2 separate regions of the Homo sapiens genome follow, and region 1 is linked to region 2. Evidence: chromatin loops called from intact Hi-C (ENCODE). Cell type or tissue: heart left ventricle. All regions are shown on one strand. Links, peaks and the distances in the headings refer to the core of each region. The heading gives the core; the rest is flanking DNA.

Region 1 (8,087 bases), core at 1,675-6,674, 380 kb before region 2:
TCTTTTAAAGCCCATTTTTTACAATTGTGAGATTTGGGGCAAGAATATAAATAGAGGCCCGCAGATCATATATCTAAATATTTCCAAGTTATAAATCAAGTGATCAAATTGTTCAGTAAGAGATGTTCTTTCTCTTAACCTGGTGTTTCCTACCAGAGCATGGAGGCATGGGGAGAGCCAGGCCCTGTCTCCTCCATGGCTGGCTGCATCTTACATGGCGAGGGGCTTCCTGTGTATGTGTGGACACCCCAATTCACATACCCAGGCACCAACCACACTTCCTCGCTGACAGCTGCCACTTGATCACCTTTAGGTCTAGAAACTCTGGAAGCAGGTTGAGGACTATTTGGGCAAGGAATTCTGGGGTCCTAGAATTCAGAAATGGTCCCGAAGGGTGGGGGGTGTAGCCTCTGAGTGGGCACAGGAGACTGCAACATGGGGAAGAGTGGGGCCCTCTACAGCATGGGGCTTAGGACAAGGGTCGGTTCACCTGGGTCTAAGAGTGATACTTTTCTTTTTAAACCTCAATGTATACAATATTGTTCCCTCCATAGCCAGGTAGGAAGGAGAACTTTGTGGTCAACTTCTAAGTTCTCCATTTAATTAAAAATTATTAAAGCCAGTATTATTTACCTGGTGTTTATGGTCCATCTGCTCTCAAACTAGAATGGTTTCAGTAAGCACCAGGTACACCCTTACGGCATACTTTACCATATAAAGTATGCAACCTGGGGGTTTGACATGACCACTCTTCCCCTGAATTTCTATAGCATTTGGAAGGGTAACTGCAACTGTGGAATGACCTCCTTCTAGTTATATTTGAAAGAACTTTGGTCTGAAAGGTAAATGGCAACCATTATTCTAATCCTATAAATAAGGTAACTTGGCAAATCTTTTCGCTTTATGGTTATTTCAAATACACAATAAACTAGGAAAGGAGCCAGCAGCAGATGAAAGAGTTCTACCTGTGCTTATAAATCAGTGAAATATGAATTGAGGTAGAAAATGAAAGATCTGAATAATATTGCCTTTTGGTCCATCTCAGAGAGATTCAAATGAAAGTGCACAGGAAGGAATACCTATTTGCATTATTCACAGTATCCCCTGTAAATTAGTGGCATGATGTAGGTGGAACCCGTATAGTATAAGTAGGAACGCTAATGTTACATAGGTTTTTACTTTAAGGTCCAGGGGGACTCAGCCAAGTGGAAAAATAGCAGAGTTATGGTGGAAACCAGTCACCTTGTTAAAACTGAATAACCAGGTGTTTGGGAAAAGAATGGTATGAGAGACTGGTTTCTTCCCTGCTGAACACAGTCATTCAGTGTGAACACAGAGAGAAGGAATCTTTGTTACAAGCATAGAGGAAGATAAAAATGTGTGTATTTCAATGTTTGAAAACTAACCTGTGTCACAAGTCCATTTTGGGTTTCATAATATAATCAAGGAGAGCTACGTTTTGAGCTATAATTATGCTATATTTCCTGGAATAACCTTATTTGGGGTGTTTCAACACATGGTCTATAGCAATTCAAACTGGAATGCATTTGTGCATAGGTGCAGGATATATTCATTTTTTCTATGTGATTTTCATTTTAAAGAAAAGTGAATTTTAGAAACTAAGGTACATGGATCACTCTCATTTCAAAATAAAAAGCCTTGGTGAGTATGTTATGATAGTGGATGAGAAAAGTTCGGAGTAATATTCTTGGCTTTAAAAAACCAGTGTTACCAAAAACATTCACAAAATTTGACCTGAAAATATAAAGAATTATATTCATAATGAATTATATTCATAAATACAAAATAAATACTCTTCAGTGGTTTCCTATTGCTTTTAAGATAAAACCCTGCATGATCTGGCCCCTCTCTGCCTATCCAGCCTCATTCACCAAATGAGGGAAACTTCTCTCTCCCTGCTCTGCCCTGACAACATTGACCTTTTCTTTGTTCCGCCAATGCCGTGCTGTTTTCTATCTCATTCATGTCCTCTTCTTCCCTCTCTCCACTAACTGCTTCTTCTTCCAGTCTCAACTTAAATGTTATTTTCCCAGGGATTTTTCTCTATTTTTACCAGACTGGTTGGGCTTTCCTATTGAATGCTTCTATTAAACCCTGTAGTTTTCCTTCTGCACAGTAATAAAAATTAATATCAGAGGATATCCCTGGCCTTTTTCTCGCAACTTGTAAAAAGTGTGCTGCTTTGTTTATTCCACTCTTACACGTCCAAGGAGGATTTGGGGATATTGTTGGGGAACGGAGTGGAATGGGAATGGGGAAGAAACCAGGGAGGTGGAAAATGGGAAACAAATAGAAATTAAGAGACCATTGTGGCCTCAGGATAGGGGATGAGATGTTTTGTGGCTCTGAGGAGTCAGGCAAGTACAAGAGGAGAGGGAATTTTTGGAAGTGTCACTGAAGGAGAAATATTTTCTTCCCATTGTTATACTGGAATTACTCATTAGTTCTAGACTTACTTATTAGTTCCTGGAGTTACTCATTAGTTCCTGGAATTACTCATTAGTTCCTGAAATAATTACTCATTATTTCTTTGAAAGAATGCTGAGGCTGGATCACGTGTGTCCTGATGTAACACTTCTTGAGGTGTATCATTTTTTATAATTATACAGTTGTTTGTGTAATTGTTTTATGCTTTCATTTTCCTCCTCTCCTCCCAAGACCACAGGGCAGGGACCATGCGTATGTTGCTCACAGCTAAATTCCCAGGGCATTGGACAGAATCTGGCCTTTAGTGTATTCTCAACAAGTGATGAATGAATGAATGAATGTGTCAATCCATTGTGATTAGATGTCTAATCTCTAAATATCAACCTGGGGCTCAGTGACAAAATTATGCTTTCCTTAATGAAAGGTCTCTAGAAGAAGAAGTTTTGAGCTAATTTCCAAATTCCTATAATTAAAAACCTTTAAAATAAGTTTTCTTTTCCCTGACACATTTCTCTGATGTTAAGAAGTGTAGAGATTGACAAGTATGTGTATTGCAGTACTATTTACAATAGCAAAGACTTGGAACCAACCCAAATGTCCATCAGTGATAGACTGAATAAAGAAAATGTGGCACATATACACCATGGAATACTATGCAGCCATAAAAAAGAATGAGTTCATGTCCAGTGCAGGGACATGGACGAAGCTGGAATACATCATTCTCAGCAAACTAACACAGGAACAGAAAACCAAACACCACATATTCTCACTCATAATTGGGAGCTGAACAATGAGAACACATGGACACAGGGAAGGGAACATCACACACCAGGGTCTGTCAGGAGGAGGGGGGTAAGGGGAGGGAGAGCATTAGGACAAATATGCGGGGCTTAAAACCTAGGTGACAGGTTGATGGGTGCAGCAAACCACCATGGTACATGTATATCCATGTAACAAACCTGCACGTTCTGCACATGTACCCCAGAACTTAAAGTAAAAAAAAAGAAGTGCAGAGATTGAGTATTAATATGATTATTGTAATTGAGATGAAACACACCAAATACTTATGTTCTTTTCAAAGTATATTAAAATATTTGCTAAAATAATCACATCTTGGTATACATATAAGCTAAGGATTTCTTTTCTACTGAAGAGAAAGACAAAACCTGGGATTATATATTTATTGCTGCTTACTGAAAACTGACTATATGCCTAGCAGTATGGTATTTGTCATACACATGCAACATTTAAACATATAAACAATATTTTGAGGTAGGTATTAGTTCCTGACTTTATCAATAAAACAACCAATCAATAAAAAAACAACTGATGCCTATAATCCCAGCACTTTGGGAGGCTGAGGTGGATGGATCACTTGAGGTCACGAGTTCAAGACCAGCATGGCTGACATGGTGAAACCCTGTCTCTACTAAAAATACCAAAATTAGCTGGGCGTGGTAGTGCGTGCCTGTAGTCCCTGCTACTTGGGAGGCTGAGGCAGGAGAATCGCTTGAACCCAGGAGGTGGAGGTTGCAGTGAGCCGAGATTACACCACTGCATTCCAGCCTGGGTGACACAGCCAGACTCTGCCTCAAACAAACAAACAACAAAAAAGAAAACCAAGGTTGACTGACTTGCCCAGGACCTCTAAATTAGGAAATAGTAGAGTTGATATTCACACCCAGGTCTGCTGATTCCAAAGCCAATGCTGGTGAACAACAAAATTCTCTTTTTAATTTTGAGGAATACATCATCTACTTTATTAAGAATTTTATTTAATATATAACTATAACAGGAAATATGAGTTCACAGTTCTGGTCTGCCTTCTCTTTTCCAGGGATCACCCCAACTCACACTGCCTCTAGTCTACACTGTCAAGTCTAGAACCTGACTCCTATCCACTACAGGACTAGACATAGACAACTTGCATTGTTAACGTACTTCCCGTGTAGTCTTATGTTAGTTGAGTAACTTGTCAGAAGTTTAAAATAAGACAAACACTTACATTCAGGAACTCCTGGTTGTCACTTCAGCCCACCAGCTAATCCTCTGGATCAACTACCTGTTGATTTTTTTTGTTGTTGTTAACTAAAAATTCACTTTGGCTTTTGCAATTTCAAGCTTTGTGTTATTAGCCCTCCAAGTCCAGCTAGAAATTTTTCTCCCCATGGAAAGGATCACCAAGTCCTCCTCTTAAAGATTCATGTAACAAAAATATAAATTGAAGCTAGCCATAAATTGGTCCTAGGAAATAAAGTACTTTGTAATTAATTAATTAATTTTTTTGAGACGGAATCTTGCTCTGTGGCCCAGGCTGGAGTGCAGTGGCATGATCTTGGCTCACAGCAACCTCCACCTCCTGGGTTCAAGCAATTCTCCTGCCTCAGCCTTCCAGGTAGCTGGGACTACAGGCGTGAGCCACCACACCTGGCTAATTTTTCTATTTTTAGTAGAGAGGGGGTTTTGCCATGTTGGCTAGGCTGGTCTCGAACTCCTGACCTCAAGTGATCCACCCACCTCGGCCTCCCGAAGTGCTGGGATTACAGGTGTGAGCCACCGCACTTGGCCAAGAAAGAACTTATTGTTTTATGTACACACACACACACACACACAAACACACACACAGAGAGTCAGTTCTCATTATTTTTAATAGCTTATGTTCTATAAAGTTACTGCCAATTCTGGATTAGTGAATACTGAACCTAGGGGAAATACAGGGTTAGATTTCTGTGAGTCTCTTATCATAACATGTTTGTCAATTGATCAATACATAGCCTGTTTTATGTGTATTTCTATACCTTATTTAATATATATTGTGGATTTACTAACATTGAACACATGGCCAACAGAGCTGTAATGCATGAGTGAACAAAGCTTACCTTTCATGGGTATTTTCTCTGTGAGGTGCATGACAGCCTTCTTGCGCTTACTGGACAGCACTTCAGCAGTGCAGTTGGGGACGATTTTAAACAGTGAAGTCACCAACAAAAAGCACAAAAATGTAAAAACTAAATTGACTGAGGAAAGGTCACTTGTTTACAGTATGAGAGCTGAAAAATGGAGAGTGTCACCTTGTTCAGCTCAGTGGGGAATGTGTGCATTGGGCGACTCAAAATTTTCACTGCTCTATGAATGATCACAGAAGCCCATAAGCATTGATTGTTGGGGTTCAAATATGTTTTAGTGAGTAGGCGAATTTGCAAATACAGAATGTGCAAATAATGAGGATCAGCTGTATATGTACTTACTACTAGTTAATATTTGTTGAATGCTTGCTAATGCCAGTATTTATTTTAGGTTTTAGAAATATATCAACACAGTTAATTCTTATAAAAGCTCTATTAGGTAGGTATTGATATTTTCTCTATTTACATATTACAGGGAGAAGTTAAGTGAAGTTTTCCAACCCACAGCTGGTAAGTATCAGAGTAAGGATTGGAGCCAGGCAGAGTGGTTCCAGAGCCCACACATTTGTCCACAGTACTATGCTGCTTTTTTAAAAAGTCTTTCTATTATTATTGTTCGCATTTGGAGAACATTATCCTATCAATGATCTTTTTCAAAGGGGTGTTTTTATGGATCATTCATTTATTCACTTAATTAGAGAAATGATTTCGTGTGTGCCTACTTTGTGCTGGCACTGTGAGGGTTTAGCAGTGAAGAAATACATGACTTCTACCCTCACACAATTTCATTTAGCTTACAATTAGGTAAGATAATATAAATTATATAGCTTAGGATTACAATTGGCTTTATATGATTTTAAAAATACAAATTAAGAGTGATTTAAACATGATAGAAATTGATTTTTCTTTTCCATGAATAGAGTCTGGAGGTAGGTTGCTTAGGGCTGGTAAGAAAACTCCACCATCATCAGTGACCCAGGCTGCTTCTATGTTGCTGCTCTGCCATCCGCATGCTGCTTGTGGTTCAGAGCATCTGGTCTAAGCTCCAAGCATCCTGTCTGCTTTGCAGCCAACAAAAAGGAGGGAAAGGGAAGAAGAGCACTTCTCTTAAGGAGACTTGCTGTATGTTCCACTCACCTCACTCAGATCTCATTTGTCAGAACTCAGCTACCTGGCTACAACTAACTGCAGAGGAGGCTGGGGAATGTAGTCTGTTAGTTCGGTGGCTATACGCTCAACTAAAACCCAGAGTTCTACTTCTGTTCCCAAGGCAAAGGAGAACTGTACACGGGAGGCAATTAGCAAACCTCTACATGTATGGAAACATTTTCTAAACTGCAGAGACCTTTAGGAAATTAAAGATCTATTAGAGTGGGATAATGGCTGCATTTATTTGATATTACATCTATTGTCTAATGGTTTTCAGTCTTCCCTTGTAGTAATTATTTTTCATTTAGAATCTAGAGTTGTCATTTGATTTCTTCAGCAACTCCAGTATCCCTGAACTTATGCTCATCTTTTTGCTGTGCTTTCGGAAAAAGAAAGCTAGATGACTTCATATGTATTTTAGCATATATATTTGGGGGGAGCCCAAACCTGGGAGTGAACCAGGGACTTATTACATGAAAATTGTAATGTTCTCTTTGACATTATACATTACACAAAAATCTTTCAAAATACCTCCAAGAGGTGAATAATCTTTGGAGGATAGTTAAAGAATTAATATTATAATAAAGATTTTTGAAAGAACTTGTATAAAAAAACTGGGAAAAATGAAGACACTGTTTTGAATGGAGTTGATTCTTGCACTGTCCACATGGAGAAGGATGAAGCATTGAAGTACTTTAATTATGTAAAAATATCAGATAAAAGTCATTTTATGTTTTCTTTTACATCTGTGTAACTTAGAAATTTCTTCAATTCTCCATTTTATCTTTTGTACGTGTATCACTCAGTATCCTTGCAGGAAGCAGATAATACAATTAAAGGGATCAATTGAAATGAGTTTGATGGAGAGACTATTCACAAAGGCTGGGCATGGTTATGAGAACCAAAAAGAAATGGTGACTACCTGAGGACTAGCATCAGTGGGAAGCTGTTAGAACTGTGAGGGCTGAAGCGGCAAGTGGAGAGGAAATGACTTTACTGAAAGCTGATGAGAACTGTAGCCATGCCACGAGGCCCATCCAGCATGAACTCTGGCCCTGCATAGAGTAACACAGTCATTGTCAAACCAGAGCCTGGCAGAGAGAAAGAGGGAGTTGGACAGGAAAGGATGCAGAACATATCCCCCAATTTCTCCATCCTCCAGCTTTCTCTGATCTCCTGACGGTTCCCTGTTATACAATAGATCTATATGAAAAATAAAGAATAACCAGCCTCCGGGCATGGTGGCTCACTCCTGAAATCCCAGTACTTTGGGAGGCTGAGGCGGGCAGATCACGAGGTCAAGAGATCGAGACTATCCTGGCCAACACGGTGAAACCCCGTCTCTACTAAAAATACAAAAATTATCTGGGCGTGGTTGCATGTGCCTTTAGTCCTAGCTACTTGGGAGGCTGATGCAGGAGAATTGCTTGAACCCGGGAGGTGGAGGTTGCAGTGACCTGAGATTGCGCCACTGCACTGCAACCTGGTGACACAGTGAGACTGCGTCAAAAAAAAAAAAAAAGAACAACCAGCACAACTTGTAAAGTTGATTGCAGTCATTTGAACAGACCCTATCTCAGTCAT
Region 2 (8,087 bases), core at 1,575-6,574:
AATTTTGGTCCCGATGTATTGTTAAAGGCCTTTGTTGCAGAAAATATGCTAATGTATTTATTGGATATTTACCATGTATAAGGCACAAAGCTACACATTTGAGAGAAAGGGAGTGGAAGTAATATTTACAGAAAAACCTGCATTCTTTTAATTACTTTCTACAACTTGCATATGAGGTAATTATTCTTTGCTCTAGGTTACAGATGTGGAAACTGAGGCTCAGAGAGGTTAAGTCATTTGCCAAAGGTCACGTGGTAGTATATATTAAAGCCTCCAAAGTCGGTGTTTGTTATGTTTCCCCATGTACCTCTTTTCCTACCCTCAAGGGCCCTGGTATGTTATTAAGAAACAAATCTTATTCCCAGCAGGGTGAGCTAAGTTTCATAAAAGTGACACAAGTGTTTTAGGAGTTCAGAAATAAGGAAAGGACATATTCAAAGGATAGTCTGGTAATGCTTTGGGGAGCGAGATCATGGAGATGAGTCATCAATGATTGCTATAGAGATTGTGAGCTTATGGGGGAGGTGGAGATGGGACTGTACTGCAAAAACAAAATTTTCTTCCAGAAACTCAAAAGTCTATGGTTTTTTTTTGTTTTTGTTTTTCCAAGTAGCTTCATAGCTCAGGCTTCCAGGTAAGACGTTTAAGAAAGGTATGCACGGCCGGGCGCGGTGGCTCACCTGTGTAATCCCAGCACTTTGGGACGCAGAGGCGGGTGGATCACGAGGTCAGGAGTTCAAGATCAGCCTGGCCAAGATGGTGAAACCCCGTCTCTACTAAAAATACAAAAAATTAGCCAGGCATGGTGGTGGGCATCTGTAATCCCGGCTACCCGGCAGGCTGAGGCAGAGAATTGCCTGAACCCGGGAGGCGGAGGTTGCAGTGAGCAGAGATCATGCCACTGCACTCCAGCCTGGGCGACAGAGCGAGACTCCATCTCAAAAAAAAAAAGAAAAAGAAAAAAAAAGAAAGGTATGCTGTAACTATTCCAAGCAAAATGACAATTGATAATGTTTATTCAGGAGAAAGAAGGACGTAAGTAAAGATAGAGAGAGTGAGAAGACAGAGGGTCATTTTGAGAATAGATGGTATTGAAGACAGGCTGGAGGAGAGGCTCCTTGTGGAGAATTGGGGAAGATAAGGCAGAAAAGGAAAATTAGGAGCAGGTTATAGAAGGCTTTGGACACAGGTAGAAGTTAATGCTTTATTTGGCATGAATGGGAAGAGCATTGTAAAATAAATTTTTAAATTATATAACTACTATGGGAATGTTCAAAGATTCTCAAAAGGAGGAGAAAATAGTATCATAAATTGACCTAGACCTATCACCCAGCCTCAAGAAACATCAATTGCTAATCTTACTTTTATGAATCCCTTTCCTCTCATTTATTTTGTTTTGTTTAGTTTTTGCTGGTATATTTTAAAGCAAAGCTTAGATATTATGTTGTTATATTTACAAATACTGAAATATGAATCTCTAACTGATAGAGGCTTTGGAAAACATAACCACCATTTTATCATCAACCCTAATAAAATTACCAGTAATTTCTTAATATCAACACTCAGTCCATATTTAAATTTCACCAATTGTCTCAAAAATGTCTTTTTACAGATGTTTTGTTAGAACCAAGACCCAAAGCCTGCACTTGGCATTTAATTATTAAAACTCTTCAGTCTTTCTTATTCTATAGTGGTCTTCCTTCCCCTTATTGTTTCATGAAATCAGTTTTTCTAGGACATTTATTATATATTTAGAGTGTCCCACATTCTGGATTTGTCTAATTACTTCCTTTTGGTATTATTTAACTTGTTCCCCTATGTTCTCTGTTTTATTTAAACTACAGGTTACATTCAGAAGATTGAGTAGGTTTGGCTCAATTTTTAGGAAAACCTGTAATAAATGTATAGTACAATTCTTAGTTCATTATATCAAGAAGTACACAAAGTTTGGTTGATCAGGAGGTCAAGGTATGTTGACCTGATACCCAGCAACCTTTCACCAAATACATCTATTGAAGATTGTTGTCTATGGCAACTTTTTCATTGTAGATTACAAAATGGGCCCCTGAAGTTCTTTGAGCTGAGGAATGATATGCTCAGCAATGTGCTTTAGAAAAATTAATCTGACAAAAGTATGTAGGATGGAGTAGAAGAGGTAAGGCCAACAGAGGCTTGTAGATTATTCCAGTTATCCAGGAATAAGGGTGCAACAAACATGAAAAGATGGCCATAGATTCAAGGGATTTTGTGGAAAATGAAATCTATAGGACTTGGCAATAGATTAAGTTAAGTGAATCAAATATAATACTCAGCTTTTAGGCTTGGAGGAGCAGTACTGTGTTTAACAAAAATAGGAAAAATAGGAAAGTCAAGAATCATGAATGGCTTGCAACAGAAATTGAGAAATTTGGTTTGAGAATGTTGAATTTGAGCTGATGATAGTATATGTTGGCTTATACATCTGGTGACCACTTGAGAATGCAGGATTGCAGCTTGAAAAAGAATTTAGGACATAAGTCAGGTAATAGTTATAGCCTTAAGGGTATATATTTCATAGCTAATGAGGGAAGTAGAGTAAAAAACAAAAAAGGTTTAGACACAAACTTGGGCAATCTGAATGTTTACAGGTTTTGTCAACCCCATCTTCCCAAAACTCCAGTTTATTTGGTTTTAGTTTCACCAGAGATAACTCCTCTCTTATGCCTTGAGGACTGGCTCAGCAGTTTTCCTTCCCATAGTTTAGCTTTCTGCTTCCTAATGGAAAGAAATGTCCCCAAGATCAGTATGTATTTCAACTCATGTTTATTTTTCCCAAAACAGACCGTAAAAATATGACGTCTATTCTGCTACCTCCCCTTCTGTCCTGCAATTCAACTTCCTTTCTATGCCCAATCTACTTAGGGAGACAGTGAGGAAGAAGACAAGACATTAAAATGAGGGAGTAATGGGCAAAGGCAGCTTTGCTTCCCCTTGTCTTTAGGAGAGGGTGAAAGAACATGTTCGAAGAGCATGGAGGAGAATCCAAGGTAATGGGAATGATTGAAGAGACAAGTGAGAAAAAGAGTAACTGGGGCAAGGCTGGGAGGAAGCACAGAAGTGGGTAGGTACAGTGTTCTTCACTCCACAGAGAGAAGGATGAAGGTACAGAAGACTCTGAAGATTGGGAGTGTGGTAGTTGTAGAAGCTCATATTAAAAGCCTTTGATGATCTTAGGCATCAACTGAAAAGGAGGGAGATCCAATATACATTGGAAGAAGGAGAATGGTAGACAAGCCCTGAGAGTCAGACTCTCCTAGCCTCATCTGAGAGTCATTTTTTAATTCCTTCTGAGTATCTCTTTAGACTCCAAGGAACATCTTACCCTTATCCTGTGTTGTGCTTAGGGGCCCTTCATAAAACCTATATTGCTCTACATACTGAGAGGTGACAGCATGCTGGCAGTCCTCACAGCCGTCGCTGGCTCTTGGCGCTTCCTCTGCCTGGGCTCCCACTTTGGCGGCACTTGAGGAGCCCTTCAGCCCGCCGCTGCACTATGGGAGCCCCTTTCTGGGCTGGCCAAGGCCGGAGCCGGCTCCCTCAGCTTGTGGGGAGGTGTGGAGGGAGAGGCGCGGGCAGGAACAGGGGCTGCGCGCGGTGCTTGCGGGCCAGCGGGAGTTCCGGGTGGGCGTGGGCTCAGCGAACCCCGCACTTCGGAGCGGCCGGCTGGCCCCACCTGCCGCGGGCAGTGAGGGGCTTAGCACCTGGGCCAGCAGCTGCTGTGCTCAATTTCTCGCTGGGCCTTAGCTGCCTTCCCGCGGGGCAGGGCTCGGGACCTGCAGCCCGCCATGCGTGAGCCTCCCTCCCGCCCCCCTCATGGTCTCCTGTGCGGCGGGAGCCTCCCCAATGAGCGCCGCCCCCGCTCTAGGGCGCCCAGTCCCATCAACCACCCAAGGGCTGAGGAGTGCAGGCGCACTGTGGGGGACTGGCAGGCAGCTCCACCTGCAGCCCCTGTGCGGGATCCACTGGGTGAAGCCAGCTGGGCTCCTGAGTCTGGTGGGTAGGTGGAGAACCTTTGTGTCTAGCTCAAGGATTGTAAATACACCAATTGGCACTCTGTATCTACCTCAAGGTTTGTAAACACACCAATCAGCACCCTGTGTCTAGGTCAGGGTTTGTGAATGCACCAATCAACACTCTGTATCTAGCTACTCTGGTGGGGACTTGAAGAACCTTTGTGTGGACAGTCTGTATCTAGCTAATCTGGTGCGGCCTTGGAGAACCTTTGTGTCTAGCTCAGGGATTGTAAAGGCACCAATCAGCGCCCTGTCAAAACAGACCACTCCGCTCTACCAATCAGCAGGATGTGGGTGGGGCCAGATAAGAGAATAAAAGCAGGCTGCCCGAGTCAGCAGTGGCAACCCGCTTGGGTCCCCTTCCACACTGTGGAAGCTTTGTTCTTTTGCTCTTTGCAATAAATCCTGCTGCTGCTCACTCTTCGGGTCCACACTGCCATTATGAGCTGCAACACTCACTGCGAAGGTCTGCAGCTTCACTCCTGAAGCCAGCGAGACCACGAACCCACAGGGAGGAACGAGCAACTCCAGACGCACCGCCTTAAGAGCTGTAACACTCACTGCGAAGGTCCGCAGCTTCACTCCTGAGCCAGCGAGACCATGAACCCACCAGAAGGAAGAAACTCCAAACACATCCGAACAAACTCCAGATGCGCCACCTTAAGAGCTGTAACACTCACTGCGAGGGTCCGCGGCTTCATTCTTGAAGTCAGTGAGACCAAGAACCCACCAATTCTGGACACAATACTACTGCAAATGAAGCAAAGAATCCAACTGACCGGCAAACAATGTTTCTTAAGTAGCCCGGGTAAAATTATGTTGGGACAATATATTAGGAAACATGCTGAAATCGATAATTATAGATTAAACCCAAGGTATAAACATGAACGTATCTCTGAATACATTTGAATCGTGTTGAGGACAGTAAGAGCATTTTAGGGTAGATTGCACCATTAGCTGTAAAATCACAGGGCTACTAGGGCATTAAAAGAGCAAGTTGATACTTTCTTTCGACAAAAGGAATGTTTAGGATTCCAAGTCTTTCACCATGGAGTTCATTTTATTTGACCTCTTAAAAATAAGTTAAAAAAAAATCAAAGTTAAACAAAGAAGTTTTAGCAATTTCTTAAAACATGTGAGGCAAGGAATGATGCTAGGTAGAAGGGTTCCCTTCGTTTTGATTGGCAGGAGCGGTAATTTGACTGTATTTAATTTGTATTGTGTTAGAAAAGAAAACCAGAGAGAGCGTCCCTGATTCCTGCTGTTTTATAAGCCTTTAACTCCATTGAGCTACATCAGTCTTACTTTTGAGAGTCCTTTTTTAATGTTTGGTTTTTCTAAATGTTCTTTAGTGCTAGACCCACTAATTGCTTCCTTATGGCAGCTGCTTTTGATTTAAGACTGATCATGGGCACATATAGTCCCTTGTTCAGGGCTCAGATGGACATCACAAAAAACCTTATAGTTATGATCTTACTGTGGAAAATGCCCAGAAAATAATAGCCATAAAAATTTGTTTTCTAGTAAGTGAGGCTGGTTTTGATATTTTAAAAGTTTCTGTTTATACCCACCCCCTCTGCTTGGTCTCTTTTAATCTTCAGTACACACTGAAAGGTGTAAAGTCTGAAGCTATAAATCTGTTTATAGCTATAATTCCCTTCCCTGGCTTAGCAGAGTTTGACACTATAATAAACACGGTTCTTCTGCAGCAACATTGAATCTGGTTCTTCTATAATGCTTTATATGTTGCTGTTTTGAACACAGAGTTTTATTGCATTCTTTTCTTTCTGGGCCTTTCAATTCAGCAAGAACTGGTTGGGCACCTACTCTATGCTACGGGTGACTAGGTGGTTCTAGGGCCTGACGTTTAGTCTATTTTAATCATAAAAGTAATGTGGTTAAAACTACGACCAAGTTTATTTGTTTTGTTTGGTAATAGTTCCTTAACGATAGAGGTAGACTATATTAGACCTTCCTATTCTCGAAATATTTCCACCGTCCCCCCAGGACATTTCCCAAGGCATTTTCTTTTGGTTTAGGAAATCAATTGTATTTCTTTTTTGTTTTGTTTGTGTGTGTGTGTTTTTTGAGACAGAGTCTCACTCTGTTGCCCAGGCTGGAGTGCAGTGGCACGATCTCAGCTCACTGCAAGCTCCGCCTCTTCGGTTCAAGCGATTCTCCTGCCTCAGCCTCCTGAGTAGCTGGGATTACAGGCGCATGCCACCACGCCTGGCTAATTTTTGTATTTTTAGTAGAGACGAGGTTTCACCATGTTGGTCAGGCTGGTCTCGAACTCCTGACCTTGTGATCTGCCTGCCTCAGCCTCCTAAAGTGCTGCATGAGCCACCGTGCCTAGCCAGGAAGTTGATTGTATTTCTTTATCCTCAAGTCAAGTATCTGAAAAATAAATTTTATTTTATGTTTATGATAATTAAAATATTAAGTGTGTACTTGATAATTACTATTATATTATTGGTAGGGCAGGCATTTTATAAATTGCTTCATGTATAATATTTTATTTTAGCCAAACAGTGGGCATTATTTTCCCCATTTTAAGATTAAGAAATTGCGGAACAAGGAGATTAATTAACCATTTAAAGATCACACAGGTGATTGTAGCCAGGATTTCAATCTGCATCGGTTTGACTCCAAAACTTGAGCTCTTAACCGCCAAGATATGTTATTTCATGTACTGCATTTTAAAGTAACTCTCAAATTCTACTTTCACTTTTTTTTAACTTTTTTACTGAAGCATTTAAAAAGATATTAAACACAAGTATCCACACACACAATTTATCTATACTTACATACGGGAACTCCTATGATTTTACATCAGTTTTTTCAGAAAAAGTTATTTTAACTTTAAAATTTTCACATTTGTAGTTCGTTATTTGCAAAGTTGAAAGTCTATAAAACAACTTAGTGGTTTGAAGAAGAAATGTCTCTAAAAAATGTGTGCCAGTAAAACAGAAAACTATGTATGAGTTTAAGGTGAAAGTAAATACTCGAAAGAACACATGTTCACATTCTAGTTGGAGGTAAACCTGTACTACATAAAACACTTTTTTTCAGAAGTAGGGTGGATGTATCCTCACCTAAATACCTAGGATCCCTATTTTTCAAGTAAAACACTAGATTTTCAATTGTTAATACTATTTGCAATGTGGTTTTCTGCAGTTTTAGAGACCTGTTAAGAAACTGTGGTACCAAATTCAGTTTCCTTGTAAGTGTGGGGATTGAGTATGTGTGTCATTGGCACTATGAGTCAAGTTCATCATGCAATTTAGGGAGTAGGCAGTAGAATTGAAGCTTCTATCCTAGTTGTACAAGAGAAAAACGGGATATTCCGCTTCCTCCCTGTGAGATTGTGAACATCGATGTTTGCTTGTGCCTGAGCACATCAGAAAGAAGATCCACATCAGACGTGCGGTGACCATTGAGGTTGTGCTGTGCTCCTAGAGGACGGCTTGTACAGCAGACTATCTTCTTTATCTTTAAAAGAGTAGGAAACTTGTGGAGTTTAAAATAGAGTAATTCCATATTCAGTTTACAGTTGAAAAAGTAGAGGAAAGAAAATGTGATAAAGGTTTCCTCTATTCAGAAGTTAACACGGAAGAATTGTGGCTTCTGAGGGGAGGCAGTTATGACTACCTCTGTGCTGCTTCTGCTCAATGGTGGTGATAGAGAATGTTTTCTCTCTCCTCAGCTATTTCCAATTAGGCCAGCCGACGCTGCCAACACTGTGGATTTGAAATATAACACTAAAACCAGATTTAAACTCTATTTGATTCACTTGGCTGTGGAACTGCTGTGTTCATCTACGTTGAACCAGCTTAGGCCAAAGCTTGTCTGCAAATACACTAAATTGTGAACCTTGAAATAAGTAGGACTTGTTAAAACATGTTGACACCTGTCAGTGGCCCCCATGTCCAATCAGTTAACCAGTCTTGTTGTTTTTTACTTGAGAAATGTCTCCTGAATCTAGACCTCTCCCTGTGCCTCCACTAGCACAACCTTAATTCAAAGCTTTACCAT

What was found. A loop is a pair of places that touch in the nucleus more often than their neighbours do. Peaks named below come from ENCODE experiments on the same cell type or tissue, not always from the same donor. Only the 100,000 strongest peaks of a DNase experiment are listed, where the experiment ranks them.
Region 1: it touches region 2 in a loop (1.8-fold over the local background); 1 of 110 quality-filtered maps calls a loop at or near these places.

Annotation. Positions count from the first base shown.
Region 1 is chr4:109,360,529-109,368,615 of GRCh38, reverse strand. No RefSeq gene overlaps it. Among named protein-coding and RNA genes, the nearest start is that of COL25A1-DT, 62 kb to the right of the region's middle. In heart left ventricle, for the core only: no CTCF peak of the experiment used is centred there; no DNase peak of the experiment used is centred there.
Region 2 is chr4:108,980,247-108,988,333 of GRCh38, reverse strand. All of the region lies in intron 6 of COL25A1 (collagen type XXV alpha 1 chain), which reads left to right. Among named protein-coding and RNA genes, the nearest start is that of ETNPPL, 220 kb to the right of the region's middle. In heart left ventricle, for the core only: no CTCF peak of the experiment used is centred there; a DNase peak (open chromatin) is centred at 3,773.